Regions from separate parts of the Homo sapiens genome. Here all the other regions are linked to region 7. Evidence: chromatin loops called from intact Hi-C (ENCODE). Cell type or tissue: endothelial cell of umbilical vein. All regions are shown on one strand. Region 1 overlaps LOC101928570 (a long non-coding RNA gene). Region 2 has its middle 96 kb from the start of HTR1B. Region 3 overlaps LOC105377862 (a long non-coding RNA gene). Region 4 has its middle 60 kb from the start of MIR10524. Region 5 overlaps LOC101928570 (a long non-coding RNA gene). Region 6 has its middle 180 kb from the start of LINC02540. Region 7 overlaps LOC105377864.

Region 1 (4,000 bases), 210 kb after region 7:
TAAGCCCAGGCCCTCTTCTTTTGTTTCATGCTGTGACACCACTCAGGGTTAATGTGATTGCATATATCGGGCTTTGCTTAGGTCTAATTAGAATGTCATTCCTCTTCTTTACATTTCAGTAAGCAAGGGAAAAAAAATGCTAGAGAGGAGGCAGTGACGTTTAGCAGTGTCCTCTCTTGGAGATAGAGTGATTGTCCACAATTGCCAATATAAGAACAGGAGAATGTTTCCTCTGATAGTCATAACAATTTCTGGCATCAACATAATTACAATGTTTGTTTTACAAGTGAGGAAACTAAGACTTAGAGATATTAAGTAAATTGCAGAAGGGCAGATGTATGTCTAGTAAGTGGACAATCTGAACTTGAACTTGACCTCTATACCTCGGACTACCCTGAATAGGAACACCTGCCTGGCTAGCATTTCATCTATACTGCCGTGAATGGAACCAGAGTTCTTATCTCATTCTAGTTTGTAGGTCTGTTCTGGAGGCTTTTCCCCATCTCTCATTATGTCCACACATGGCAGCTAAGCCCTAATTCTGACTATTTCAATGAATTACAAATAATCTGCTTTGGGTAAAATGTGGGGTATTAGGAAGAAACATGAGAAGAATAACTCTAATATTTTTGTTTAACTTTGTAGGGTCCAAAATGAGAATAATATTCTTAAAGTCATTAAATGTCTATTTTGGGGAGTGGCATCATGCAGAGAGTAGGTACTGTACTTTCTTAACAAGAGAAGCAGATGTCCTGGCACAGATAAATTAATTTACTTGCTCATTCAGAGCAAAGACACTTTTGTAGATAATAAAAAAGATTTAATTTATTTCATTATTTGAGAAAATACCCGACTTGTAATCTGTAAGCAAAAGTGCCCCGTGGCTTTTAGAGAGATCTATGATAGATCTACCTAATAGGAAATAGTGTAGTGAAATTAAATTTAGAGGATAAATTTTAAAGCTAGAATGTAAGTCCCCTGAGTGACTTTTGCCCATCAAATTCATAGCTATAACCCTAGCACTTAGAACACTGGATCATAATATGTTAGACATATTCTTAATAAGTATTTCTCTTCTTAATAAATATTTGTTGAATGAATGAGTAAAATTTTGAAAGAATATTAAGTTATAGGAAGTTGGGGCATCAGAGTATGGAGATGAATTATCAGTACTGTGATAGGACGTTGTTGTTCAGAATTTACTTCATTTTGGTGCAACTCAGTTAGCCATGAGTGTACCTCTGAATTAGCTGAAGTTTGCATTTGGCCCCCAATGCACTTGAGCCCCTTGGAGACACCCCCTTTTTACTCAGTTTAAGTGTCCATTTCCCTATGGTCCTTCTTTTCATTTTCACTTTATGGCTCCCAAATCAAGCACATGCTTTTTTCTTTTTAATTTTTGTGATTATACGTATCAGGTGATGCACATACACCCTGATTTTAAATTTTTTTATGAGGATGAACATATAAACTCAATACAATAAAAAGAAAAATGAAAAAGGAGTCCCACTGGTTTAATTTCAGGTAAGTGACAGCAAGTATAGAATTTACTAATGAAGCCGTCAGATCCTTGCTGGCCCCTCTGTCATGGCGGTGCAGGCTGCGCCTGTTCAATCTGCATTTCTGACCAGTCCGGGAAACTGAGTTTGTGACTACACAGACACATTTATTAATATTACTTTAAAGTGTTTAGTGTTACTCTTAGGGTGTCTTTCTGGGTAATAAGAGCTACTCAATATGATTATATTTTGGACTTAAAGGAATAGTTTTTAAATGGAGCTGCTTCAATTACAGATTTATTAAGGTTCAAAGTAGAACCTTGAGAAAGAAGAGTATAGAGTCATCAGGATGTCAAGTTCGTTCACTTCACGATAAATCTATGTAACATAATGAAAAGATTCATCATGTGGAGGTAGTAGCAGAGGTAATCATACAAAGACAAGCCACAGAGCAGAGGGAATCTAAATGTATTATGTATGTAATTTAACGAATCTGCCCGTGAATCTAATTCCTTCAGGGATTTATAAACACTAGTGCATAACCTAGGGAAAGGGGAGTCATTGCTTTAAATGTCAGCCTTGTATTCACTTACTGAGGGAAGAAAATGAAAAGTTTATGGAGAAATAAAAGAAATGATAATATGTTCCTCAGGTTATTTGGCTTATCCTAAATTTAGACTGAGCAATTTCCAAATTGCGAAAATGTAGAGTATGGAAACAATAGGAATATTCCCCTTGGTATGTCATATTATATGTGAGACTTTAATTATTTTAAGTCAATACCTAGTGTATCTGTGGAAACTGCTTTCTTATTTTCTATAATACAAATTATAGTAGCAGGCGTATGAATATTGCTGCTCAATAAATATTACTTTGTGGCAAGAATCAATAATTTCTCCCCACCCTTCTATAATTTCTCTATTTAGTGTCATATTGGAACATCAACTATAATGATACAGGTAAAATATATATAGAAATACAAAATAGTACTTACTATTCTCTCTCTAGAAATTTTTATCTACTTTCACATTTTCAGTTTGTCAGACTCATAGTCTGACAAGACTATGTCAAAGTATTCTGCAACAGGAGCATAGAATAGCAGGGAGTCATTCTTATTATTAAATTGTATTTTTTTGTTGTTGTTATTGTCTATTTGGGTAGGGGAACGAGAGAAAATAGTTTGTTCGGGATTAACGTTGTTCTATTAAGCAGTTAGTATTTTATTCTGTGCTAAGGCCCATGCATTAGGCTGGAGACTGCAGGGAGAATTCTGTACTATCCTTCCCAATGATGCCTGTCTTCAAGTTAAATGTACCTCTGGTGCAGCATCAGAAGCATCATCCTAATATTTATATCAGCTTATACCAGATTGAAGCCTTACAGATGCGCCCTCTGGTGTGTTGGTCAGGTCCTGAGGAACGACCCCTCATCTCCACACTCAGCCTCCTCCAGAAAGAGCTCCTTGCATTGGCTCTGGGACTTGTTTCCATAACCTTTTATGGTGACCGATTCCTAGACTCTATTCTGTTATCTCAAGCAGATGGACACCAATATTACTTGATGGGAGAAGGCACAAAGCAACAGTGTCAAGAAATACAAATTAAGAGAATTAGGAACGTTCCCATTCGTATAAGAGCTCCTAATGGGAAGGAAGGCAGTGGAGTTTAGTGGGGAACAATGCTGGAGCAAAACCACTTAGGTCTGGATTCTTCCTCAACCACTGATTAGCCCCGGTGTCCTTGGGCAACTTAGTTCAGCCTCTTTAAGCCTCACTTTCCCTACAATGACTCCTACTTCAAAAAGTAGAAGTTGTGAACTTCAAGAGAGATAATATATGCAAAGTTGTAATACACAGTAAAAACTCATATTAATATTATAATATCTTGTTTTTCATGAAAACCAGCTTAACCATTGCTGGCGTAGTAAATTTTCATGTGTCTCGGCATAATTCTTGATAAGTTTTAATAACTATGTCTTTCAATTATCAAAACAAATTGGAAATTTTTAACCTTACAAATAGCTCAAAATATGATTTTCAGCTAAAATTATACTATACACAAGCTGGATCTAAAATTTGTTGGGTGCTTCTAGTTGTTACATAAAACTTGAACAAAAGAGAAGTCTGAATAATGCTACAGCTTCCTTTTATCCTCTTCCCGCTCAGAGACTTTTAGTCTTCAAAAAGATTCTTTGATAAGTCAGAGTACAGTCTGTGGTTTCTCATTTTCCTGAAGAAATGAGTAAGTTCTATGTTTTTAATTGTTATTTAAGACCTTAGCTTCTCTCTTGGGAGGATGAAGACAAGTACGGCATGTGAGCCACACTTTCCTCATTCATAAGCACAGTTCAGGGAGAAAAAAAAAGTCCTTGAGTACTTCACAGGCTTAGTAGCTCTGCAGCTCTGGAAGTACAATGTACTTCCAAGAAGGCTTATACAGTGGCCTGTTAGCAAGACCTGAGAGCATGACTCTTTCTTCTGGCTGTATTTAAAATTATAAAGA
Region 2 (4,000 bases), 90 kb after region 7:
CATATAAGCACAGACCATATATTTCCTTTAGTAATAATAAATGGCAGCATGACTTGTAATAATTTCTTTGTATTTAGCAACATTTTTGTGGAGATTATTCTTTGTCATTACATAAAGTTCTGCCTCATTCTTTTAAAATGGGTTAGAAATAATCCTAATTTATTTTCCTGTTATCTATTGGTGAATATTAGGACATTTCCAATCCTTGATATTGCCTACAATGCTTCAGTGAATATTCTTGTATCTATATCATTTCCTCCTATGTGAATATATTTGTAAGATAAAGTGCTAGAAGTGAAATTTCTGGGACAAATGTTATATGCGTTTAAAATTTTTGCCAAACTCTCCATAGAGTAACACAGGATTGCTGGGAAGGGAAGAGTGTAGTCCCTTTAAATGATACGGAAGCGGGGAAGGGAAGTGCTGGGTAGAGGAGGGCGTGGTCCCTGGCTAGGGCTCCACCCCCATGGACCTAGCTGAGGACAGGCACTCCTGCCTTCCACCTAAATTTTGCATTTCCCGAGACACCTTGGCCCGCCATTCCCCCGTCCTGTGCCTGTAAAAACTCCAGGCCCTAGAAGGCACACACGCACAAGTGGCTGGACTTCGTGAGGAATTCATAGGGGAAGAAGATGCAAGTGGCTGGTCATGGAGAGGACTTTTTGACGAGCGCCGGCAAAAGAGCACAGCGAAGAAATCCCAGGATACGGAAAGCCCTCTGTACTTGCAACAAGGTAAAGAGTCTAATTGAGCTGGTTAACACAAGCCGCCTATAGACTGCAAACTAAGAGAGCGCCCTGTAACACACGCCCACTGGGGCTTCAGGAGGCCTAAACATTCACCCCTAGACACTACCATGGGCTTGGAGCCCCACAGCCTGCCCGTCTGTAAGCTCCCCTAGAGGTTTGAGCAGCGGGGCACTGAAGAAGCAAACCACACCCGTTTCAGAAATAGCAATTCAAGTTTTTCACTAGCACTGTATAAGATTACCTGTGAGTACACATCCTTACTAACACAAGGTGTTATCAGATGTTTTGATCTTTTTTAATCTGACAGATTCAAAATATATCTCATAACTTTAATGTTTTAAACATCTTTTCCTATGTTAGGGTCACTTAATGTTCCTTTTCTGTAATATTTTGTTCATTTCATTTGCTGAATTCAGGGGGAAAAACAGGGTGCCTTGAGAACAAAGTACTCTTTCTCCAAATTGTAAGAATTTAAAAACTTGCATAATTAGGAGTTTGCAACATTAACAAATATTATATTTATGAGGACAGTTTAGTAGGTTGCTAAATTGAAGTTTTCAATAAACTCTAGTAGTACACAACACTTTTTAAAAATGAATACCTAATTTAGTGGTTCTTTATGCCAATTTTAAGTATTAAAAGCAAGTAACCATTTCAGACCTAAGACAAAAAGGAAATATTAGGAAGTGAATATCACTTGCTCCAAAGAATGAAATAAAAGTGTTGAATTGGGGATCAATTTATACTTCATCAATGGCTTCTCATTACCCTACCACTGTCTAATCTTTGAGAAATATTATTGTACATGGAAATAAGATCAAAGTATTTGCCAGAATATCAGACCACAATTCCTGTTTTGCAGTGAAGTGACTTTATGGACATGGCCAAATCATCTAAATTTCCTGGTTCCTAGTTTAGCTATAAATATACAGAGTTGAATTTTGATGCTTGAAAAGTCCAAAGTTGGCAAACTTCACAAAAAATATGTGTCATAACTCCTGGTGTTCTAATAATAAGACATAAATTATTCAATGGTAGTCACTAAACATTAGAAATAGAACTAGTGTCATGAATATTCCAAACCCAATTTCTCCACATTCTAGGTAAATTTAATTATTCACTTGCTCCTCTGAACCCCTATACTTGTACAATATTATTTAAAGTTATCTGAAAAGTCTTTGTGCTTTGGTGGTAAACAAAATGAATTCACATACAGAATTTATGTGACCAGATCAGTTGACTAGACACAAATGTTAATAATTATTCTTCCTCTAACAGTTTGTGTCAACACAATTGACCAGATTAAGATTGTCTCAATATGTCTAATGCAGTGATTTTCAACAATGAGAAGTTTTGCCCCCAGGGGATACTTGGTAAAGTTTGGAGACACTTTTTCTTTTCACAAGGGCAAGGAGGGGGATCCTGCTGGCATCCAGTGCATGTCAGCCAAATATGCTGTTAAGCTGTCTACAATGCAGAGGATGGTCCCCTACAACAAAGAATTATATGGCCCAAAGTGTCAACAGATCTGGAGTCTAATGACAGAAGATTCAATTAGTTCTTAGATTGCTAGATTACTGTCAAAGGGACTGATATAACGATATATCAACTTTAACATAAACATGTAGAATTTGGGTCCAGTGGTTTTTCTTCCACAAACTAGGGCATTTGTTGTCTTAAATGTATGCCACTTTTTGCTTGCTATAGTTGGTGGACTGAGATTTGTTACATTTGATGTAATGATACATTCTAATTATTCAAAGATTAAACATTTCCCTAACCTCAAGGTGGTAAATTATGTCAGAGCTAATATTAAAACCCCAATCTGACACATAATTGCCCGTTATCTTGGTAGTTTATAATCAACCTTTGGAACTTTCTCTGTTATCCCTCCAACCTCCCAGCTACTCCTTTCCCATTCCTAACCAGCCTACCTTCAGCTGTGACTTCTTTCAGAATATCTGCTTTCATTGTTGCACTATGGATGTCCTAGGGAAAGAAAAATATAATAATTCATTCAGTGAACCGTAACAATCTGAGAGCATGTTTTGCCTAAAGTGATAAAGTGAAAAAAGTTCTGTTTTTATTCTATTAACATACCAAACTAATGAAACAATCCAAAAAAGGCCTAGGTAATACCAGCCACTTGTATAGGTAAACGTTTATATGTGTATAATATATTGAATCAACTGTGTGTTTGGCTTCATGAAGAAACAGTGACAGAGCAGTAATGGAATTTGGTTGTTTAATGCATAATATACATATTGCTAATCTTTTTAAATTAACATATGCTTCAAATGCATATGGTTGTTTTAGAAATAGTACAGAAAGTTCACAGTTAAAGCACATGGATGGTATGTATACTTACAGAAGTGTGAAATCATTATAAGAGAATAATTGAGCAATTACAAGCTTTTTTATGGGAAGTTCGATAAAAAGAATAGTTCTGTGCAATTATATTAGTCCATTTGCACTGCTAGAAAGAAAGACCTGAGGCTGGGTAATTTATAAAGAAAAGAGGTTTATTTGGCTCACAGTTCTGCAGGCTGTACATGAAGGATAGTGCTGATATCTGCTTCTGATGAGGGCATCAGGGCATTTACAGTCGTGGTGGAAGGTGAAGAGGAGCCATCATGTCACATGGCAAGGGAAGGAGCAAGAGAGAGGGAGCAAGAGAGAGAGGAAGGAGGTGCCAGTCTTTTAAACAACCAGATTGTGTATGAACTCAGACTGAGAACTCACTCATTATGTTGAGGACAGCACCAAGATATTCATGAGGGACCTACTACACTCATGACCTAAATACCTCCCATTAAGCCCCACCTCCAACATTGGAGGTCACATTTCAACATGAGATTTGGAGGGGACAAGACATCCAAACCATTTCAGCAATCAAATGAATACATTTTAGCAATATATGGCACAAATTTTCATGGTTTTAATGTATCATGTTTTCCAACTCCCCATAGCAAGACAGAGAAAAGAGAAGATAACTTGTTTTATGAGTTTTACAAATAATGGGCAGTTGAGAAAAACTGTTTTTTTCCTTTTTAAAAAATTATGGTTAGTGCATTTTATTTGATAATAAAATAAGATTTCTGTTAACATATGTATCCTGTGGTTTACAATTTAGCTACATGTATGTTCACAAGAATTCTAAACTATTGTTGCTAAGTTTTGTGCTTCTTTAGGAAATGATGGTGAAACTATATATTGATATTAATAGTCTATGATATACCATCTGCATAAAA
Region 3 (4,000 bases), 440 kb after region 7:
AATTTTCACGTGTGATAAATATAAACTTTTTTTTCCCAAATGAGGGGAGTCAACCATATGAGAAAATGGAGTAGTGCCTTTTAAGCACTATATCAAATTTAATGTTCTGGTTAGAGTGATCTTAAATTTGAGAATAAGGCAAAGTAAGACAGAACTGAGCATTTAGAATGCTACAGAAAAATAATAGGAAATAGTTTATGTTTAAGCTCAATGACTTATTTTTGATCAGTGATATTCTTATTTGAACACTGTGTTTTTACTATAGAAGAAATACTTTTGAAAGAATATGTTTATCCCCAATATTATTTGCTTACCATGTGGTACAGTTCATGTAGGAAACACAAGATAAATCTTGCTATTTTTCCTTTATTTACTGAGTTTTCAAGAGAATGTATTGATTTCTTATCATCTTCAAAAGGTAAGTGTGTGTAGACAGGTAAATATAAATACACACACACACTACATGTATATACAATTATATATATACAATTATATATATACACAATTATATATATATACATATATATAGTCATTTGTTTAAACATATTTATTGAGTTCCAACCTATTATAATTTCCTATTCACGTGAAAACTTAAATTGGTCTATATGTGGCCACTGGGCCCTCTTCAAACTGGCTAGACTTGGTAACCCTTTGATATTTTGATATGTCTGTAGTAGTTTTCAATAGGTTCCTTGTCATTTGGGATAGATCTTCCAGGTTCATCCTTAACATTTCCTGCCACAGACCAGGTTCAGACAATTCTCAAAAATGTCCTGATATTTCATGATATTTAATAGGAAACATTATTTTAGAAACTCAACCAGAGTAGTCACACTGATTTTTTTTTAAGTAACTTATTTAATGTAGATTTTCCACTTGGTTTAAACCATAAAATGGTGTTATTATTCCTAATAAATGCTACTAATTGTGCTTTATTTTCCCAAAAAATCACTATAAAATTTGTCAAGCATACAAAAAATGATAAACTATATAGGGACCATTCATTATCCCTTTATCTAGATTCTGCCATCAACATTTTACTGCATATATCATCATCTAACCATACCATTATCTATCCATCAACACTCCCCAAATATCCGTTCTTATAATTTTATTTACATATAGCTTGCATAACATAAAATTCCTTCACTATAACTGTACAGTTTGCTGAAATTTAGCAAATTTATACAATTATGTAGCTATCACTACCATCTGGTTTTAATTATTATTATTTTTAATTGCCAAAAAATTGTACATTTTATCATGTACAAAATGTCTGACATATGCATATATCATGGAATGGCTAAATCGAGCTAAATAATATATTCATAACCTCACATACTTATCATTTTTTTCTGGTAAGAACACTTAAATTCTACTGTGCTAATGATTTTTAAGAATACAATAAATCGTGTTAACTATTGTCACCATGTTATATAATAGATCTCTTGAACTTAGTCCTCTTATCTATCAAAAACTTTGTATCCTTAGACCAACACCTTATCCAGCCCCTGGTAACCACCATTCTAATCTCTGTTTCTGGGAGTTCAATTTTTTTCAGATTTCTCATGTAAATGAGATCATGAGGTATTTGTTTTTCTGTGCCTGGGTATTTTGCTTAACATAACATCTTCTAGGTTGTCACAAATAACAAATTTTGCCCACTTTAAAGGCTGAATAGCATTTCATCGTGTATACAGTCAACCTTCTGTATCTTCAGGTTCCATGTCCACAATTGAACCAACCCCAGATCAAAAATATTAGGAAAAAGCATTTAAAAGTAACAATAAAATAATACAAAATACAAATTAAAACAAGTATAACAACTATTTACATAGTATTTATATTATGTTAGGTATTATAAATAATATACACATAATTTAAAGGAGAATGTCCCTAGGTAATATGCAAATATTACACCATTTTTATTGATAGATAATATTAATACATGTGATACAGGGTACTTGTGATATTTGGTGACATGCAAAGACAGTGTAATGTTGAAGTCAGGGCACTGGGGTGTCCGTCACCTCAAGTATCTATCATTTCTATGACCATACTCTCTTATATAAGAGACTTGAGCATCCACAGATTTTGATATTCCAGGGGGTCCTGAAACAAATCTTTTTTGTATGCCAATAACAATTGTATTTACCACGTCTTCTTTATCCATTTATCTATCGATGGACACTTAGGTTGATTCCATATCTTAACTGTTGTGAATGCTGAAATAAACATGGAAGTCTAAATATATCTTTGACATACTGATATTATTTTCTTTGAATATGTACTCAGTAGTGACACTGCTGGATCACATCTACTTCTATTTTTAATTTTTTGAGGAACTTTTATACTTTTTTTCATGATGACTGTACCAATTTTTATTCCCACCAACAGTGTACAAGGGTTGACTTTTCTTAACACCCCCAGAGATATTTGTTAACTTTGGTCTTTGTAATAATAGCCATTCTAACACGTGTGAGGACGTCTAATTGTTGTTTTAATGTGCATTTTCCTGATGATTAGTGATGCTGAGCATTTTTCATACATTTTCATTTTATATTGGCCATTTGAATATCTTCTTTTGAAAAATGTCTACTCAGGTTATTTGCCCACTTTTAAAAATTAGGTTATTTGCTTTCGTGCTATTGTGTTGAATTCCTTACATATTTTGGACATTAACCCCTTATCACATGTATGTTTGTAAAATTTTCTCCCGTTTTGTAAATTTTCTCTCCACTCTGTCAATTGTTTACTTTGCTATACGGAAGATTTTTATTTTTATGCAATCCCATTTGCCCATTTTCACTTCTGTTGCCTGTGCTTTTTGGGTCATATCCAAAATAATTATTGCCCTTAAAAGTGTCACGAAGTTTTTTTCCTATGTTTACTTCTAGTAGTTTTATAGTTTCAGATCTTACATTTAAGTATTTAATCCATTTTGAACCACTAATTTAGAACACTTCCATCTAATTTAGAATTTAGAACACTTCCATCATTCCAGAAAGTTTTAGAACTTCTGAATGCATTTTACATTCAGTTTTAAAACATTCCAGAAAGTTTTCTTATGCATGCATAAATTCTACATAAAATAAATATGTTGAATGAACAGTATCTAACACAATAATCTTTTCCTAAACAGCACCATCTAGTTAGCTGTTTGCAATCTGCAATGAATTGAAGATCTGTCTAATAAATCATGTTGTAGTTTTGTCTAATGATAGAAATGCTTAGATTTGTGTTGACTATAGTATATGAAGTTCAGTGAAGGTGCTGACTTTTTATTTTCTGGTTAGCTACAATCTTAATGAAGTTACTGGAGAAGAAACTTCTTGCAAAGTGAGATATTACCATATTTATTTCATGAATTTGAATCATATCATTCCCCAAACTACCAAATACTGTTTAACACCCAATCAATTTTCCATAAATATTCGTTAAGGGATTGGAAATATTTTCTCTCATAGTTGTAATTTGGGGGTTTTTAGTTTCAAAAGAATATAAGAGGTATGTTTTTCATCACCATGTATACTCTCCATCAAGCCAGTAGGCTCAGTGCAATAGCTGTCCAAAAAGAATCACTTGAGTGGTAATATGAATATTTAGTTTAGATTATAGATGCATAGTTGATATTCTATAGGATGTCTTCTTGCACACTTTCTGTTAACTTAAAAGAGATTTCAGAATCTGATATATTGCATCCACTGTTCTCAATTTAATATTGTAAATAATTTTTCTGAAAAGAAATTGTTTTTGACATATTTCAAAGAGCAATTTTGAAGATTAATTTGGACTATAAAAATGTCTAAGGTGTCTTTCAACTTCCTTGAAGTTCATATAGGAAATGCACTTAAGCCATATGGCTCTGCTCATTACCTTGTGCTTATTCATTTATCTCGTAAGGTGTTATAAAAGTGGACAGATAAACTTGAATAAACAGCTGCACTGTTTTCAAATGCTTTTACTTATTTAAAGTTACATAATTCAAAAAGTGAATCTA
Region 4 (4,000 bases), 1.1 Mb before region 7:
TAATACTGTGATTTTGAGGCACCCAAATGCAAAAACAATCTGAAAAGCAAAAACAATTTTTTCCCACCTAAATATGCCTCCATTTATAAATATCAACATATCCTCTTCCTGTCATTCCTAGTCACTGAGGGTAGAGCTCCAGAAGATAGAATGTAAATTGTTTCTATATGCATACAGTGGCTTTTGCCTTCACTAAACCTCAGCTTCCTGATGGCGTGAAGCCATCTATTCTCAATGACACCTCTCCATTAGCAAAATGATACATCATTGGAAGTTATGCCTTATCAGTTTGAGTAATGCTTCACCTGTTTTGATTATGGAACTTCTACAATGGTAAACTCTGGAATATAATGATAGCTTAACATTTATTGAGTGAACAGTACATATCAGACCCTGACCTAACTACTTTATATGTGTTCACATACGGACTCTCACAACAATTCTATTTACTTCATCTCCTTACTTAGTAAGGTGGAACTAGCTCTTGCAGTCTGGCAATGGAACCTGTCTAAAGTGCTCTCAGTTAATTGTCCTCATCTGATTTAAGCTTCCCAGCCTACTGCTTCTCCCAGTTACTTGTGGCTCTTGCTGTAACCTTCAGTATGACATCCAGCTCCTTGGCTCTTGCCGTTGTTTCCCTTCTATTCCTATTCTATCTCACTCAGCATGGTTTCATTGGTCATCTAATACAACTGTGCATTCGCTCTCACCCATTAGTACTCTACCTTCCCAACTGCCCCACCATCCCCCAACCTTTTGCTGTCTTTCTGGTCACTCTCCAAATCTAGGCACCCAACCACCATCTCAATTTATTTTTTTTAAGGAGTCAGCCCTTGATCGCAGAATTATGTTGAGTGAATACATCACAAATTTAAGCTCTTTAACCTTATCTAGATCCTTGCTATTGTTTAGTAAATTGTTTATTTGGTCCCTTGGTTAACCCCTATTATCTCCTTTAGGGCAAATGCACCTCAGCTTTTCCACATTTCTTATGTCCCCACCATTCCCTTGGCCTATCTCACATTCAGCAGATAAATTCAATTCTGATTTTATTGAGAAATTTGTGTATATTTCTCAATATACACAATTTTCTTAGCCCCCTAATTTTTCTACCTCTTTACATTCCCTCTTTTTATTGCCTGTCTCAGAGGATGAAATATTCTTCCACTTTAAAGTTGATATCTTTCCCTGTGCTTTTGGTCTATTTCCATGTAGGCTTTTTAAGGAAGTTGTTTATCAGTTACTCTCTCCTGATTTCTCACCTTGCAACTGTCTTTTCTTACTGATGCCTGCCCTTCAGCAAAATAACTAATTTGAGTAATCTTTAGGAATAAAGCAGCTCAGAAGCCCTTTATACTTAAAACATCTACACCTTGTTTCTTGTCTCACCTCCTGCCTTCATTTCCTTGACAATGTCTTGAAGAGTAATTTACCCTCACCGTGTCTTCTTAATATTATTCTTGCGGATACTATACCATAAAACCTAGAGTAATTGGCGTAAGGCATTCCCTCCATGTCCTCTTTTCTCTGCATCTCATTCTCATCCTTGTTTGGCTTTTTAAAAGTGGCAGTGTTTGCCCTGACAAGTTGTAGAGAGCTCTTGCTCATCCTTCTGCCCCATATACGTGAGAGAAGACAGAATGGAAAAAAGCACCAAGCAATCCTAAAGGGAGGGACATGAGAGAATCTCTCAAATATAGACAGTCTACACAGAAGCAAGAACATTTATCTCCAAAACCCTTTACACTAGTACTGAGAACCAACTGTATCTTAGCCTTGACAGTAAGTGTTGAAGGGTTACAGGACCTGAACTTCCTCTTTAGATGGAAGAGTGCTATTGGTTTTAGGGTTGTTCCAAACTTGCCTAGTCCTAGGAAGTAATAGATTATTTACTTAAGATTCCCCTTGAATGTCTCACAGATGACTTGAAATTATGCCAGCTCCCGGGCAAACAGGAGTTTGAGATCAGCCTGGCCAACATGGCAAAACCCCATCTCTAATAAAATACAAAAATTAGCTGGGCATGGTGGCAGATGCCTGTAATCCCAGCTACTCCGGAGGCTGAAGCAGGAGAAAAAATCACTTGAACCCGGGAGGCAGAGGTTGCAGTGAGCCGGGATTGCACCACTACACTCCAGCCTGGGCAACAGAGCAAGACTCTGTCTCAAAAAAAAAAAAAAAAAAAAAAAGAGAAAAGGCAAGAAGAATTGGACCTGTTCTTTAGTCTACAACTATGATTTACTGCAGTCAAGAGCAATGAGGATGGGCAAAAAATAGAAGTTGAATTTTAATGCTATGGCAACAATTGATCCTACAGGAAATCCTGGTGCTGAGCTGATTCTTAAAGAGTTTTCCAAATTAAGGCAAGAGAGTTAGGACGTGTTAATTCCACAATGATCAGTCATTGGATATTGGCTGCCTTCCAGGATGGGACATAGTTTGTGCAGGATTGGGGGAAACAACTTTTTTCAGTGAAGGGAAATGCCTGTAGGTGGACTCAGCTGTGAGTCATCAGTAGGCAAGATTCTTAGCACCTGAGGAAAAGAATGCCTTGGTCTTCAGGGAGGATCTAAATAGTACTCTACAACATCCAGTGCAGAAAACATCTAAAAAATGTTTGAAATTTGCTGTTTTAAAAGTTCATGTTAATAGTTCTCATCTTATTGAAGTCACTTGGCAAGGTTTTCAAAAATAATTTGATGTTGTTCAAACATAGCACATTGTTTTAAGTCCACTGAGCTGTATCTAGCCAATTCTTTTCCAAGTTATATTGTATTCTTTTTAAAAAGAATAAAAAATAAATCATTGGTAATACAAAGTAAAAGGAGAAGATGTTAAATTTTAGATGTTCATTATAGTGACTCAGCAGCCATCTACCTACAAAGGTTACTACATGGTGTCTTCTGGTAGTCCCAAAGAGGACATTTTGCGTCAGTGAGGTTGTGACGTGCCCCCGGGAAGGTCTTCCAGGGTTCTATAGGGCACCATTTAGGACTAGTGAAGGGGAGCTGCGTTTCACTATGGGAATGTTGACAGTCACTCTGGCTTTAAATTCTTAGCTCCCTGGAATCTCCTTTTCCTACCCTGCCTGGCTCCACAGAGCAGAGAGCAAAGAAAAAGCTATATTCTTTTTGACGTAATGTTTTCACTTAGACTCACAAAACAAGAACAGCTCCTTCAGAAGAACTGGGAACAGAGCTCCCACTATTTCTTCTACACTACCCCCACTTCTACCCTCCCTTCTTTTCAAGGGGTAAAGAATGGATTACATGATTGGCAATATTAATGAAAGGGACTGAGCATAAATCACTGAGACCTTTGTGGACTGTCTTTTTTATGTGGTTGGTACACCTGGATCAGGACTATCTTCAAGAGGCAGGCCTTAACTACCACTGCTTTTGAAGCTCTCAGGAAGCTCCTTGGCAAACAGATTGTTCAACAGCTGCAACACCACTGATAAGCTTTTGCTCTGTGTTCCCACCTAAATCTCATCTTGAATTGTAACCCAGTGGGCGGTGATTGAATTATGGGGGCGTGTCTTTCCTGTGCTGTTCTCGTGATAGTGAATGAGTCTCACGAGATCTGATGGTTTAAATAAACGGGAGTTTGCCTGCATGAGCTCTCTCTTTTTGCTTGCTGCCATCCACGTGAGATGTGACTTGCTCCTCCGTGCCGTCTGCCATGATTGTGAGGCTTCCCCAGCCACAAGGAACTGTGAGTTTTCCATTAAACCTCTTTCCTTTGTAAATTGCCCAGTCCTGGGTATGCCTTTATCAGCAGCATGAAAACGGACTAATACGTCCACTTTCAGCTGGCTTGGTGATATCTTGCTTTGTAGACCCAACTCTCCATGAGGGCAGCTCAAGGGCTAGACTTGAAGGGAAGGCACGGGAAGACTGAATATGGCTGCAAGTCCATGTTGAAGTCCACAATCCAGCAATAAGTGAAAATTCGAACCCTACATAACCTCTGTATTGACTTCTTAACTGGAAAGGTGAAG
Region 5 (4,000 bases), 320 kb after region 7:
GTCAGTGGTTTTGTCCTTCAGGTCCACTTTACATGATACTATTCATTGTATTTTATAATTTTTAAATTATGATCTCCATTTTGTTCTAATTTTATATTTTATAACTAAGATACTCATATATCTTTGAACAGCCTTATTTTACACCTGCTGTATAAGTGCAGTTAGTGACCAAATACACACATGCCCAGGAGGAAAATAACAGATGCCAAAATTTTCCTCTGACTTTCTGTTGTTTTTCTGACTTGAACACTTTTGTTATTGCCTACTTTTTATGAAGTAGGTCCATATAAATGCTTAGTTTGTTTCTCCATCTTGAATGTTATTTTCCTATTATTACTAGACTAAAACCATGTTTTATCATATATTAAAATATTTGATTTCCATTTTATTATAATAATAAATAAAAATAAAACAGGTATTATTCTATTTTCCATTCAGTAGGGTCTTATTAGATATTTAAAATTCCCCTTCTCTCCCTTTCTCTTTCTCTCTCTGTGTGTGTGTAAATATTATTTTCCCTTTCTCATTTTCTATAAAGATTTTTTCCTATATTCTGGTTTCTAATTTTGTACTCAAGAAGTGTAACACTAGTATATTTTTTTCCTAATTCAAAAACTTATATTTCTGTATGGAAGCTGATAATTTTTTTTTACTTTTAGGACATAGAATTGTTATCAGTATCTGTCTAGGTAAAATCTAAATGTGTGTCTTTTTACGTTTTAGTTATTAACCCTGAATAAAATTTTTAATTTATTTTCATTAGGAGACCCAGCATTCCTATTAATGTAAGATTCTTTTCATAATTTCATTAATTATTGTATCTATCTTTTATTATTTTTCTTCCTGGAAAAACATTACTTGCATGTTAGTGCTTTTGAATCTGCCCTTGAAGGCATTAGTATGTTTTCTTATTATTTACATTAATTTTTTTGTTAAACATTATGGGAATTTTTTTTAAGTTTGTGAAGCCTACCGCTTAGTTTTAGAACATGTGTATCAGATTTTTCTTCCAGTTTATCCATTGAATTATTACATTTAGAAATTATGATCTTATTTCTTTACATTGTTTTGTATCTTATGTTTTTCTCCTTGAGAGTCCTTAGTATCACTCCTAAATGTTTTCTACTGCCTCCATAGGAGCTAACAATTTTAACATCTAGCTTTTTTTGTCCTCCCTTACATCCACAACTCCTTGTAAATAAGCATATTTACTTTTATCTTTGCGGATATTGTTTCCAAAGTAGGGAAATTGTTCACTGACAGGAAGTGATAAACCAGTTGCAGAACATGAACTTACCTTTGCAGTGGATCACTGGCTGACTGACATGGGGAGAGTGGATGGCTTCTCTGCTTCCAGGTTTCTTCATGTACAAGGGAGGATGGTGTGATCCTGCAAGACATAATGAAGCAATTTAAGTTCCATCGTCAACTCAGAATCCACTAGCAGAGTAGGTATATAACAGACAGCTCTTAAAACTGTCAAAGCAATGCTCTGACACCTCCAACAGCCAAGTATTCCGTGGATATTTCCCCAGATGCTACTGTTAACTTAGAAGCCCTGGGCTCATCAGGCATCCCAGACAATTTTCTCTGGAAAGTTGCTAGGCCTGTAATGCACGAAGATTTCTCTCATCCATTCATCCATCATACTTATTTTATTTTGTGAGTACTTTTTTGGTAGGTGTTAGAAGAGAGGGGAGTTTAAAATGTATGTTTCTAAAATATCTTCACCTTTTTCTGATATCCCACTTTATTTTACATATTATAAACCATTTAAAAGTCAGCAAATGGGAATCTAAAAAGGAATGGGTTGTTGTCTTTAAACAAGCAAAATGGAAATAATAATCATGATGATGATGATGGTAAAGAAACCTTATTGTCAAATGATACAAAAAAGGTATATACACAAAAGTGCTAGTAGAGAATAGACCTAGTAATCACATTTATTCACACATTCACTTACTAAGCCAACAGTTATTTATGCTAGGCACTCTGTTTTTTGCTGGGAATACAAAGATGAGTAAGAAACAATTTCTTGTCTTGAGAGGCTCACAGTCTGAAAGTTTTCATAGCATTAGCTGCAGCAATAGCATAGCACTAATAATCAACATTTCTTTTATACCTAGAATATTCTATGTTCTCTACTAAGTGCTCTGCCTGTGTTTTCTCATTTACAAGCGTTCAAAATGTTTTTATGAATAGGATATTGTTATTATCCTCATTTTGCAAGTTAGGAAACAAAGGCATTTGGAGACTAAGCAACTTGTCCGAGATCATGCAACTAGTATAGAATTCAAATGAAAGTAGTCCAACTCCAGGATCACCTTGTATGTAACAATGATGTCTTCTTGAGCCTATATAGTTTAGAAAGCCATTCATTAAATAGTGATAATACTAACAATAAAAGAAGAGACATTTAACAATCATCTAAGCAACACCGAGTAAGCAGGGAAGAGCACTGCTGTGGAAGAGCAATTAGAGAGTTTTTAGTAATCCATGCATTGATCAACATGATGTTGATTTTATTGGGCTAGCTGAAAGGTTTGTATTGGAAGGGAGCACCATGGGAAAAAAATTTGGATTATAAAAATTATCTTGTTGAAGAAGAACATGATAAAACAGGGAAATGTAATGTAGAAAAGCTTACAGTATTAGGTAATTAAGTTCAACTCTTCAAATATATGAGCAATTAATTTTTTTAAACTCCTTCAGATCATGAGGATTAATATATCAATTCTTATGAAAAACATTTTGGAAATTGAAGAAAATACCAAGTCATTTCAGTAAAAAGCAGAAAAAAATTATCTGAATAATATGAATCATTGAGAATTCTTGACAAGGTGAACACACCTTATCTCCATTTTAGTCAGAAAGAAGAAAAGAAAGAAAATATTATTTCAGTTGAGTCATTTGAACATTTAAGCAAATACAAGTATGATGACTTAACAACTCTTAGGTGTGAGTAAGAGTTTAGTGTTCTATTATTACTAACAAGATAGACTTTTGTTAACTTTCTTCTAAGAACTGTTTCTTTTCACTTATTCAGCACATGTGGCAAAACAAAGTCATCAAGCAAAATGGACCCTACAAACCATGGATAATATAAATTGTAGAAAATTCTAAGATGAATTTTTACACATTGCCTTTTCAGTGAGGAAAACATTTATTGACAGAAGTTGTTGTAGGAAAATTGAGCTGCTTCTTTTGGGTGCTGAGGAAAGAGTACAAGAATCTCAGGCCGTATATTTTAAAAATTTCATAGGTCTATTCTGAACTGTTTTAATATATCTTATTTTTGGATAGTGAAAACTAAATCACTTTAACTTCAGTACCCAGAGCTCCTCATTCATGTTCACATCTATGCAGATACCTTAACAATTACTATGTTTATATCCATAATATCCACAAATAAACAGCTTTAATTTTTTCTTTCTAATTTTTGTGACTTTTTCTTGCCTTAGAGCACAGACTAAGATTTGCAATATAATGTCGAATAGAAGTAGTAAGAGAAGTCAAGCTTGTATTATTCCTCATCTTAATATTTCACCATTAAATATGATTAAAGTATTTTGTTAGTAAATGCCCTTTATTGGATGGAAGAAACCATCATTTATTGCAAATTTGCTAAGATTTTTTTTTTATTATGAATGATTGATGAAGTCTAACAAATGTTTTCTCTATATCTACTGTAGACTCACACATTTTTATTATGCTTATGTGATGCATTATGTGAATTAGTTAATGATGAATCAACCATTATTGCATTTAAAATATATTTCTGGATTTACATTGTTGATTTTTGACAATGATTTTGCTTGTCTTATCAAGAGTAGTATCGGTATGTAATTTCCTTTTGATATAATGTCCCTGGCCTCATATAATAACTTGGTAAGTGTTTAATTCTTGTGTACTTTCAAAATTAAAAATATGTAACATATGTATTATTTCTTCCTTCAGAGTATGATATAATTCATCAGAGAAGAGCTCCAGAGGCCTGGAG
Region 6 (4,000 bases), 690 kb after region 7:
CATTTCTGATCCATGTAATCAGAGGAGCTTAGTGCATCAGAGCACAAGCCCACCAAGATTCTGTTTAGTTATAGTTGTGATATTTTGCCACACAGTCAGTTATAAGTTAAAACAGAGAACCTTCTGCTCTCTCCCATGCAACAGGTACCAGATCCTCATTCAATAAGCTAGGGCTGCTCAGGTTCTGTTAGTGTACACTGTGGCATTAAGGAATGCTGGTGTGGTTTTATCACTGGCAGGTAACTGTGGTCTGTGACAGAATGAGGCCCATATGAAAGATCCAACACTTTATCAGATTATCCACATTGCCACAGTCTGGGAGAGCCTAAAAATGATATTATATTTCTAGGCCTGTACTACCCTGTCCTCGTGGAAAAAGCAGATTAACAAGTTAGTTTCCCACCCCTCTACCCTCCCAGGATCTCAGGTATCCCCTACCTATTGCATAAGGGTTGGGCTGAGTTGGTGTAGTGAACCCATCTGTCTGCCCCAGTCCCAAGGCTAATACCTTTGTGATCACTCATTATTCTTGTTGCTTGACCCAGACCTTTGGGCCTGTGTCATCCAGCCTAGGAAGGGAGGTTATATCCTGTATTAACTTGACATGTCTGATAACATCCACTATACTGGAAGGATTAAACGCTCCCTGCCTCCAGGGGAACCCTAGCATCCTGGTATTCCTTGGTCTTGTTCTCCACCTCTGTGGAATCCCATAGAGGAGAAGAACCCAGGAGAAGTATCACCTTGAAGTTAGGGAGCCTTGTCTGGGGTACTAGGGTGGCCTAAACTGCAAACCACCCTCCAGGACATGCACTGTAAAGGGGAAGAACAAAAATCATAGTTTGGAACACTGGAATTGGGATTTTGCAGGCACAGCCTAATCAGGCAGCTACTTAGTCCACCTCCACCTCCACCAAGCTCTGCATCTCTGTCAACCTCCAGGCAGCTACTTAGTCCACCTCCACCTCCACCAAGCTCTGTCAACTTGAGCTGCAGTACCATGTTTCCCTTGGATTAGAGTGCAGTGTTTAGTGACCACATTGCTCTAGTCAGAAGGGGTTGTCACTCCATTAGCAGGCCATCTTGATGTCATTTCTTCAGTTGTTTTGTGAGTTGGCTCCACCACCATTCAACAGCTCCATTGGCCTGAGGATGACAAAGTGTATGGAAAGTCCATTGTATTTTAGGAGAATGCACACATTGTTGTGTTATTTGGGTAGTAACCATTCCTTGGTCAGAGTGAAGTTCCGTGGGGTAATCAAAAACATGACATGTGTTCCTTTTAAGAGAAGCTATGTTAGTCCCATCCTCCACATGAGTGACATATATACTTTCCCATTCCAGACAGCAAGTTATTGTAATAGTACTTGTCCTTTAATAATCCATCCACTTAGTTGCCTTTCTTCTGACGAGATGTCTAGGTTGTTGGCAACAGCTGATGAGTCAGTGAAAATGTAGCAAGATAGGGTGGTAGAGGAAGTCTATGTGGCTATCACCACTGCATGTAGTTTGGCCCATTGTTCAAAATGCCCATGTCCAGTCTCAGCCATGAGATACCTATCCACTGGCTAGATGGCTACCACAGCCCAGGGAACCCTGCCTGCTTGCCATTTGGAAGAGCCATCAGTAAACAAGCCATGTCATACTGTCAGTAGGCACGTCTCAGTCTTGGGCCCCAGGTATCCATAGGAGGATCCAAAACATCCCCTACATGTTGTTTAGTCCCTTCTGGCAAGTTAGCCACTTGCTCATGGAGCCTACTGGTCTCTTGGCTGCTAAGCCCAATCTTTTGAATGTATCCTATCCATTTGATCATTGAGCTGTATTGAGCCTGTCCAATTTCATTGGCAAGGTTTGTGAGTGCCCAGGTGAGAATGGACAGTTCAAGTTGCAGTGTCTTTTGTGGCAGTTCAGTCACAAGATGCTCAGTCTCCTTTAGTGTCCAATGGCAAGCAAGGAGTTGTCATTCAAAAGAGGTGTATCTGCAGGCGGCCTCAGGCAACTTACATGTCCAAACTCCAAGAGGCTTGCACACCCCATTGGCAATTTTCTGTTGCCACAGACTCCAATCCACATGCAGAGTGGTTATGCACACATGTCATTTCATCAGGGTAGCAGGCTTTAAAGCTTTTAAAGTCAGTGCCTGGGCCACAGCTCATTGAATGGCTTCCAAAGCCTGCTGCTGCAAAGGGTTCCACTTAAAGTTAGTAGCTTTGCTGGTCACCTGACTAAGGGGACCAACAGAACACCCAGGTGGGGTACATACTGTCTCTAGTACCCAAAGATGCCTGCCAGCTATTAGGCCTCCTTTTTATTAGTGAGTACCTCCAGGGTTAAAAATATTTATTTCACTGTCTCTGGAATACCTTTTTGGCATCCTGCCCAAGTGACTCTGGCATTCAGCCTGGACAGTCCATTGTTAGTCTCTGTGCCCCAAAGGCCTTTTTGACCAGCCAGAAGAGGCTGTTACATTGTGATAGTGTAGTGTGTAGCAAGGCCTGAATTAGCAAAATAATACCCTATTTTCCACTTAGCTTGCAGTACTGCTTTTGCGGAAGAAACTTGGGACTTGGGTAGCTTAGGTGGCAGGCTGAAGTGGATATGTTCCACTGTTAGGCTCGAATTCTTGGCTATGATGTGGTGATATTCTGTTCCACAAGCAGCCAGAGTGTCAATGCGTATGTCAACTAAAGAAAAAAAAAGCTTTTAAAGAGTTACGGTGGGTTTTATTTATAAGTTTTATTGAGGACTATAGACCAAGGCCTATAGCCTGGTGGCAGCCCTGTGGAGGGTTTTTATTAGACTGTTTGGCACAGTATTTTAGCCCAATGCTTATATAGAGATGGTAAGTGTTTAGTACATGTAAAATTGTATTAAACTTGTTCAGAAGTTATATTAGAGCAGAATCAGATCAAGGTTTGGGTGTAAGAGTACATCTGGCTATAGATTACAGAGGCATAATCACTAACCCTGTCAGACATTATCTTATCTGTAGAAGAGGAAAGGACTAGGATTATTTATCTTCTAAGGAATACAGTGACTAGGGCAAGAGGCATGGGGGTGGGAGTGGTCTATCCTGTTTTGTCTTTAAAGCGTCTTTCTGAGAGCTGCACATCATCACAGAGTCAGGGGCTTTGTGAAATCATGCTGGAAAGCAGAAATGAGCATAGTGTGATGGTTACTACTGAGTGTCAACTCGATTGGATTGAAGGATGCAAAGTATTGATTCTGGGTGTATCTGTGAGGGTGTTGCCAAGGGAGACTAACATTTGAGTCAGTGAACTGGAAAAGACAGACTCAGCCTTAATCTGGGTGGACACAATCTAATCAGCTGCCAGCATGACTAGGATAAATTGCAAGCAGAAGAATGTGAAAAGACTAGACTGTCTTAGCCTCCCAGCCTACATGTTTCTCCTGTGCTGAATGCTTCCTGCCCTTAAACATAGGACTTAAAGTTCTTCAGCTCTGGGACTCGGGCTGGCTTCCTTGCTCCTCAGTTTGCAGACGGCCTATTGTGGGACCTTGTGATCGTATTAGTTTAATACTCTTTAATAAACTCCTATATATATAATAGGTGATATATATATATACAAAATAGGCTATATATACATATCGCCTATTAGTTCTGTCCCTCTACAGAACCCTGACTTATACACATGGCTTCTTTTTATTTTTTATGTTTGTGGGCACATAGTAGGTGTATATATTTAAGGGATGCATGATGCTTGCTACTTTGTCTCACAACTCTCATGTACTCAGCTATGGGAACCACAGTCTCTGGCACCTGAAATGGCTCAAAGGACCCCAAGCATAAGCAAATAAGTACTGCGAGTCACATATTTGTCCCCAATTCTCCTGAGGTCATCAGTTTAATTTTTCCCCTAAGGGGACCTGGAAGTATTGTTATGTGGGCTCTAATATCCAAGAGCCCCCAGAAAAGTCCGAGTTCCTTTCTTTTCTCCTCTTGTTTTAACAGGATTATAGGGACATTGGCATTGAC
Region 7 (4,000 bases):
TTAATACTGTGGTCTTCTGTTTATACAGTTGTATTTTCTTTGGTCCTAAGAGGCAATTAAGTCAACTTCTAAGAGCCTTAGGGGGAAACATTAATTGAAACAAATAGCCACTTTCAAATGATTTCTTTATAGGGTACCTGCAATGATGGTGTCCTCACATTAACAAAACACAATCAGTTTAGTCGAATGGGTTGTTTGCCATTTTGTAGATTAACCACCTAAATTATTGCTTGACTATTTGGCTGTATTGCCTGGATTTGGGGCATATTGTATGAAATAGAAGCTTGCAAACCCTTATAGTTATAAGAGATATAGAATCATCATTCAGCATTGCACATGATTATGCAAAGTGTAGTATTCATCCCAGGGGTATGTAGTTAAGACTGTTAAGCTCCTTTTCAGTTACTGTTGCCTATAGCATAGTTTATTTCATAAACTAGGCACATGGCTTTTTTGCAGAACATGAAGCGGGAGATGGAAATGTTTAACTTACATAGCAATGGAAATATATTTTCATTGGCTGTGGTAATAAACAACATTTTCCATATTGTTTAATTGCACAAATTTTCACAGAAATATATGAATGTATACTCACTCAATATTACCAGTATTGTCTTGTGTTTCTAGGAATTTTAGAGTTTCCTTTTAAAAATGGACACTACACCCATGAATGAATGTTTATTGAGTTCAACAAATTTTCTAAAGAACAATATTCTTAACTTTTCCTCTCTATTATCTTAGTTTTGTCTTCTTTAACCAGGAAACCCTGAGAAGATTATAATTCACTGAAGCAGTAAAATATCAGATTATGTGTATTTGATGGAGTTGCTGTGACTGAAAATTGCCTTTGGTATTCCATCTTTCAGGAAATGTATCATTGGAAATGAAATTTAGGAAAATAAATAAAAGTCCTTTTGTGTTCTAAAAAGCGTCGGGTAGTAGTTCTATTATTATGGAAAGATTGGTTCCTTGGATTCTGGGGTTGTGTTTAGGAGTTTGACCCTTCATGAGAGAATGACTAATAGTAAATGATACTGTGGCTGCCTGATATGTGCTGCCATGACTTGGGGGATTTAGTTTATATCTGAAGGAAGAATTTGAAAGGAAAGAAATGGGTTGTGCTTTCCTATTCTGCAAAGAGAGAGGGTTAGATCCACTATCACAAGAGTTTTCCAGATTAGTTTTTAGAGGGGACCTTTAGTCTCTAGGCTAGGTAGTGAGATTCCAAGGACTGTATGGTGCTTAAAATACAGGAGGAACTGGGTTAGAAGAAGACTTAAGAGGAGTAGACTGACCTATCTTAAGACCAGTGAAGTAGGCAGAAAGGTAGCTTTTGTAGTCAGTCCTAGGTTTGAATTGCAAATAAAGTATGTTAGAAATATGTGGTTCTTTTTCTCAAATACTGTCTACTTACAAGTTGATGTGAAGGCCTAGAACCTATACATGTAAAGCACTTATTGAGATGCCTGACACTTTTTTGGCTCTCAGCAGACAGGACTTCCTCTTAGCCATTATTTCCCATTGTCTCCTTTGTGGATGCAGAGTGCCTGTAGCACAGAACAGGGGTACTTGGGAGAAGTTGGACTGGAGAAGATCAAACTAGCCTGAATGGGAAAAACTTGGCAAAAACTAGAAGCGACTGAGCTTTACAGCCTTTTACAACTAATCCCCTATGCAGGTGACATACACCCCAAAGAACAAAAGGGAACATGAAGGATGGTTTGCGGTGGCTCTATCGGCCAAGAAGAAATTGCCAAATGTTTAATTATTTCTTATAGCGTCCTTTTATTCACTTTTAAACCCTCTTCCTCTTCCTTGTCTAGAGATTTCTGGCTGTCTTTCTAGAATCCAAAGTCCCTGGCCACATCCACATTTTTAATTTGCAGCACCTCATTTTTCACTTCTCTACTTTTTTCTTACCTGTATCAAATCATGATAACCAATAATGATGTTTATGGTTCTTGTTTTAACTGTGAAGGGCTGATTAAGTAATTAAGGGTTTTCACATTATCTAAAAGGGAATTGTTGAACCAAAGGAATGTGTAATTGGTGGGGATAAAGGCTTTCAACTGGGGCATCTACTCGAGGTAGAGAAAGGGTGGGAGAAGGGAAGTCTGCACTGTTAATCGAAACCCACCCTGGAACAATCCACCAGGGGGCAGAGTGTCTCTGAGATGTTTAGCAGAAGCAGGCGCAGACCATTCAGGATCTCTAAATCCCTCTTCCAGGACATTTTGCAACTGATACTAACGCCTCTAGACTCAGTGAAAACAAAGTTCCATGAGTCAAGGGAGAGGAGGTTTATCGCTGATTAGAAATAGCAGATTTTTCAGAGCTGTAAATTCAGGCAGAGAGTCTCCAAATCAAACCTAAAGTTTTTCTTCATATATGCAAACTCAGTTTTTTAAATTCATCTCTAGTCCTGATATAATGCTAAAATCTTAGCATTTTAAAACATTGTGACCTTTTATTAATGTGGCACTGAGCGAATCAGAAGTTAGGAGACAATGTACCTATTTCAAAATAAAAGGAGCTAATTATTTACATAAACATGTTTAACCATTATGATTTTTCTCATCACTGTGTTTTTCTTTTCAAAAATTGTTTTGATTTAAGGTTGATATATCCATAGTTCAAAGGTAGAACACTTGCCATTTATGATTGAAAGAAATGTCTGTTTTTTTTTTTTTTTGTTTGTTTTTTTTGCACAGAAGTAAGGTTTATTTATATGTCAGTTTTTCCCAAAAGACAGACCCTGAAGTCTGTGTAATTTTGACATTTTAAAAACAGGCATATAGAAATGTGAGTACAATCTTATGTTTCACAAAAATAAATTTCAGCATCAGAAAATGGATCACATAAAACGAGAAAACGAGTGAGATTATATCATTGCCATTCTCCTATAACGTAACTGTTACTCTAGCATTTTCATTATCCCCAATGGGGAGTTTTCTATGTGCCATTTCATACATCTGTCAGTTAAATCAGAATTTTAAAGTCAACACTCATATCTTAGGATTATACTAGGATTTTCAGTGCTCCCTGAGGGAGAGCTAGTCCCTGGAATTGAGCCATCTGTCAAAGAGAGTAACTTAACACTATTCCGAGTATAATTTGTAAAAGAAAATGTCCACTTCTTTTTACTTATTTGTATATATCTCAAAAGATCAGAGAAATCCTTTTCAAAACTACTAAATGAAAATCCATATGACAAGAATGGTCTTATAATATTTCCTGTACCAAAAGTGAACAGATGGTGATGAGGGGATCCATTTATGGTAAATGCTTTAAAAATCTACACAAGCCTTGCTTAAATGATGTAAGAAGGCATGACTCACATCCTCTCTGACTCTGTGGGAACATTCCACCCATCGGCCTCTGGCTGGTCATCCTATGTAGGGAGAACCAGATTTCAGGATATCTCCTGCTTACAAGTATGGTGACCATATGTGGTGATGGGACAGTAGTGATAGAGCAGTCCACAAAGGTTAGGTTCCTTGGCCTGAGAGCTGTGCCCACAGTACTATTGTAAACACTCTTGCATGTCTCTTCTAAGCCCATTTGCTTAATTCAGTTTGTGACAGAGTCTGTTGACATGCAGATCCCCCTGTGGTTCATCAGTCCATTTGCTCATTTATAATCGCAATTGGCTCAGGAGAGGGGCTGATCTGATTTTCTGGAGAAACAGTTTCACCACTCTTCATCTTTCCATCCCAGTCTTGCCTAGCCTTAAGGTTCTTGATGTTCACTCTTCTGCCCTGCCCCTCTAGGCTTTCCCATACAATGCTGCATGTTGGGGTAATCACACAATGGGAAGTTGGGAAGTAGCTACTGGTCTAAAACCCTCCAACATATTGATGGGTATAAAACGCAAGAGAAAATCTTTGAAGTCAGACAGACCCAACTTTAAATCTAGGTTTTGCTATCATGAGCAAGTTCCTCTGTGATGTAATAATGCACACCTTGATGTTTGAAGTTAAGAATTAAGTAAGATAATGTA

Evidence for each region. A loop is a pair of places that touch in the nucleus more often than their neighbours do. Peaks named below come from ENCODE experiments on the same cell type or tissue, not always from the same donor. Only the 100,000 strongest peaks of a DNase experiment are listed, where the experiment ranks them.
Region 1: it touches region 7 in a loop (7-fold over the local background); 5 of 110 quality-filtered maps call a loop at or near these places.
Region 2: a loop joins it to region 7, with 2.5 times the contacts of the local background. A loop is called at or near these places in 3 of 110 quality-filtered maps.
Region 3: a loop joins it to region 7, with 4 times the contacts of the local background. A loop is called at or near these places in 7 of 110 quality-filtered maps.
Region 4: it touches region 7 in a loop (7-fold over the local background); 3 of 110 quality-filtered maps call a loop at or near these places.
Region 5: it touches region 7 in a loop (5-fold over the local background); 3 of 110 quality-filtered maps call a loop at or near these places.
Region 6: it touches region 7 in a loop (4-fold over the local background); 2 of 110 quality-filtered maps call a loop at or near these places.

What each region holds. Positions count from the first base shown.
Region 1 is chr6:77,245,031-77,249,030 of GRCh38, reverse strand. All of the region lies in intron 4 of LOC101928570 (a long non-coding RNA gene), which reads left to right. Among named protein-coding and RNA genes, the nearest start is that of HTR1B, 220 kb to the left of the region's middle. In endothelial cell of umbilical vein, no CTCF peak of the experiment used is centred here; no DNase peak of the experiment used is centred here.
Region 2 is chr6:77,365,620-77,369,619 of GRCh38, reverse strand. No RefSeq gene overlaps it. Among named protein-coding and RNA genes, the nearest start is that of HTR1B, 96 kb to the left of the region's middle. In endothelial cell of umbilical vein, no CTCF peak of the experiment used is centred here; no DNase peak of the experiment used is centred here; H3K4me3 peaks cover 2,267 bases.
Region 3 is chr6:77,020,589-77,024,588 of GRCh38, reverse strand. All of the region lies in intron 2 of LOC105377862 (a long non-coding RNA gene), which reads right to left. Among named protein-coding and RNA genes, the nearest start is that of LINC02540, 430 kb to the right of the region's middle. In endothelial cell of umbilical vein, no CTCF peak of the experiment used is centred here; no DNase peak of the experiment used is centred here.
Region 4 is chr6:78,597,600-78,601,599 of GRCh38, reverse strand. No RefSeq gene overlaps it. Among named protein-coding and RNA genes, the nearest start is that of MIR10524, 60 kb to the right of the region's middle. In endothelial cell of umbilical vein, no CTCF peak of the experiment used is centred here; DNase peaks (open chromatin) are centred at 2,419 and 3,309; H3K27ac peaks cover 3,420 bases.
Region 5 is chr6:77,135,190-77,139,189 of GRCh38, reverse strand. The region is part of intron 8 of LOC101928570 (a long non-coding RNA gene); the gene reads left to right. Among named protein-coding and RNA genes, the nearest start is that of HTR1B, 330 kb to the left of the region's middle. In endothelial cell of umbilical vein, no CTCF peak of the experiment used is centred here; no DNase peak of the experiment used is centred here; H3K27ac peaks cover 357 bases.
Region 6 is chr6:76,769,687-76,773,686 of GRCh38, reverse strand. No RefSeq gene overlaps it. Among named protein-coding and RNA genes, the nearest start is that of LINC02540, 180 kb to the right of the region's middle. In endothelial cell of umbilical vein, no CTCF peak of the experiment used is centred here; a DNase peak (open chromatin) is centred at 2,406.
Region 7 is chr6:77,456,093-77,460,092 of GRCh38, reverse strand. The region is part of intron 5 of LOC105377864; the gene reads right to left. Among named protein-coding and RNA genes, the nearest start is that of HTR1B, 5.4 kb to the left of the region's middle. In endothelial cell of umbilical vein, a CTCF peak has its summit at 2,151 (motif pointing right); DNase peaks (open chromatin) are centred at 172, 1,422, 2,222 and 3,362; H3K4me3 peaks cover 907 bases; H3K27ac peaks cover 4,000 bases.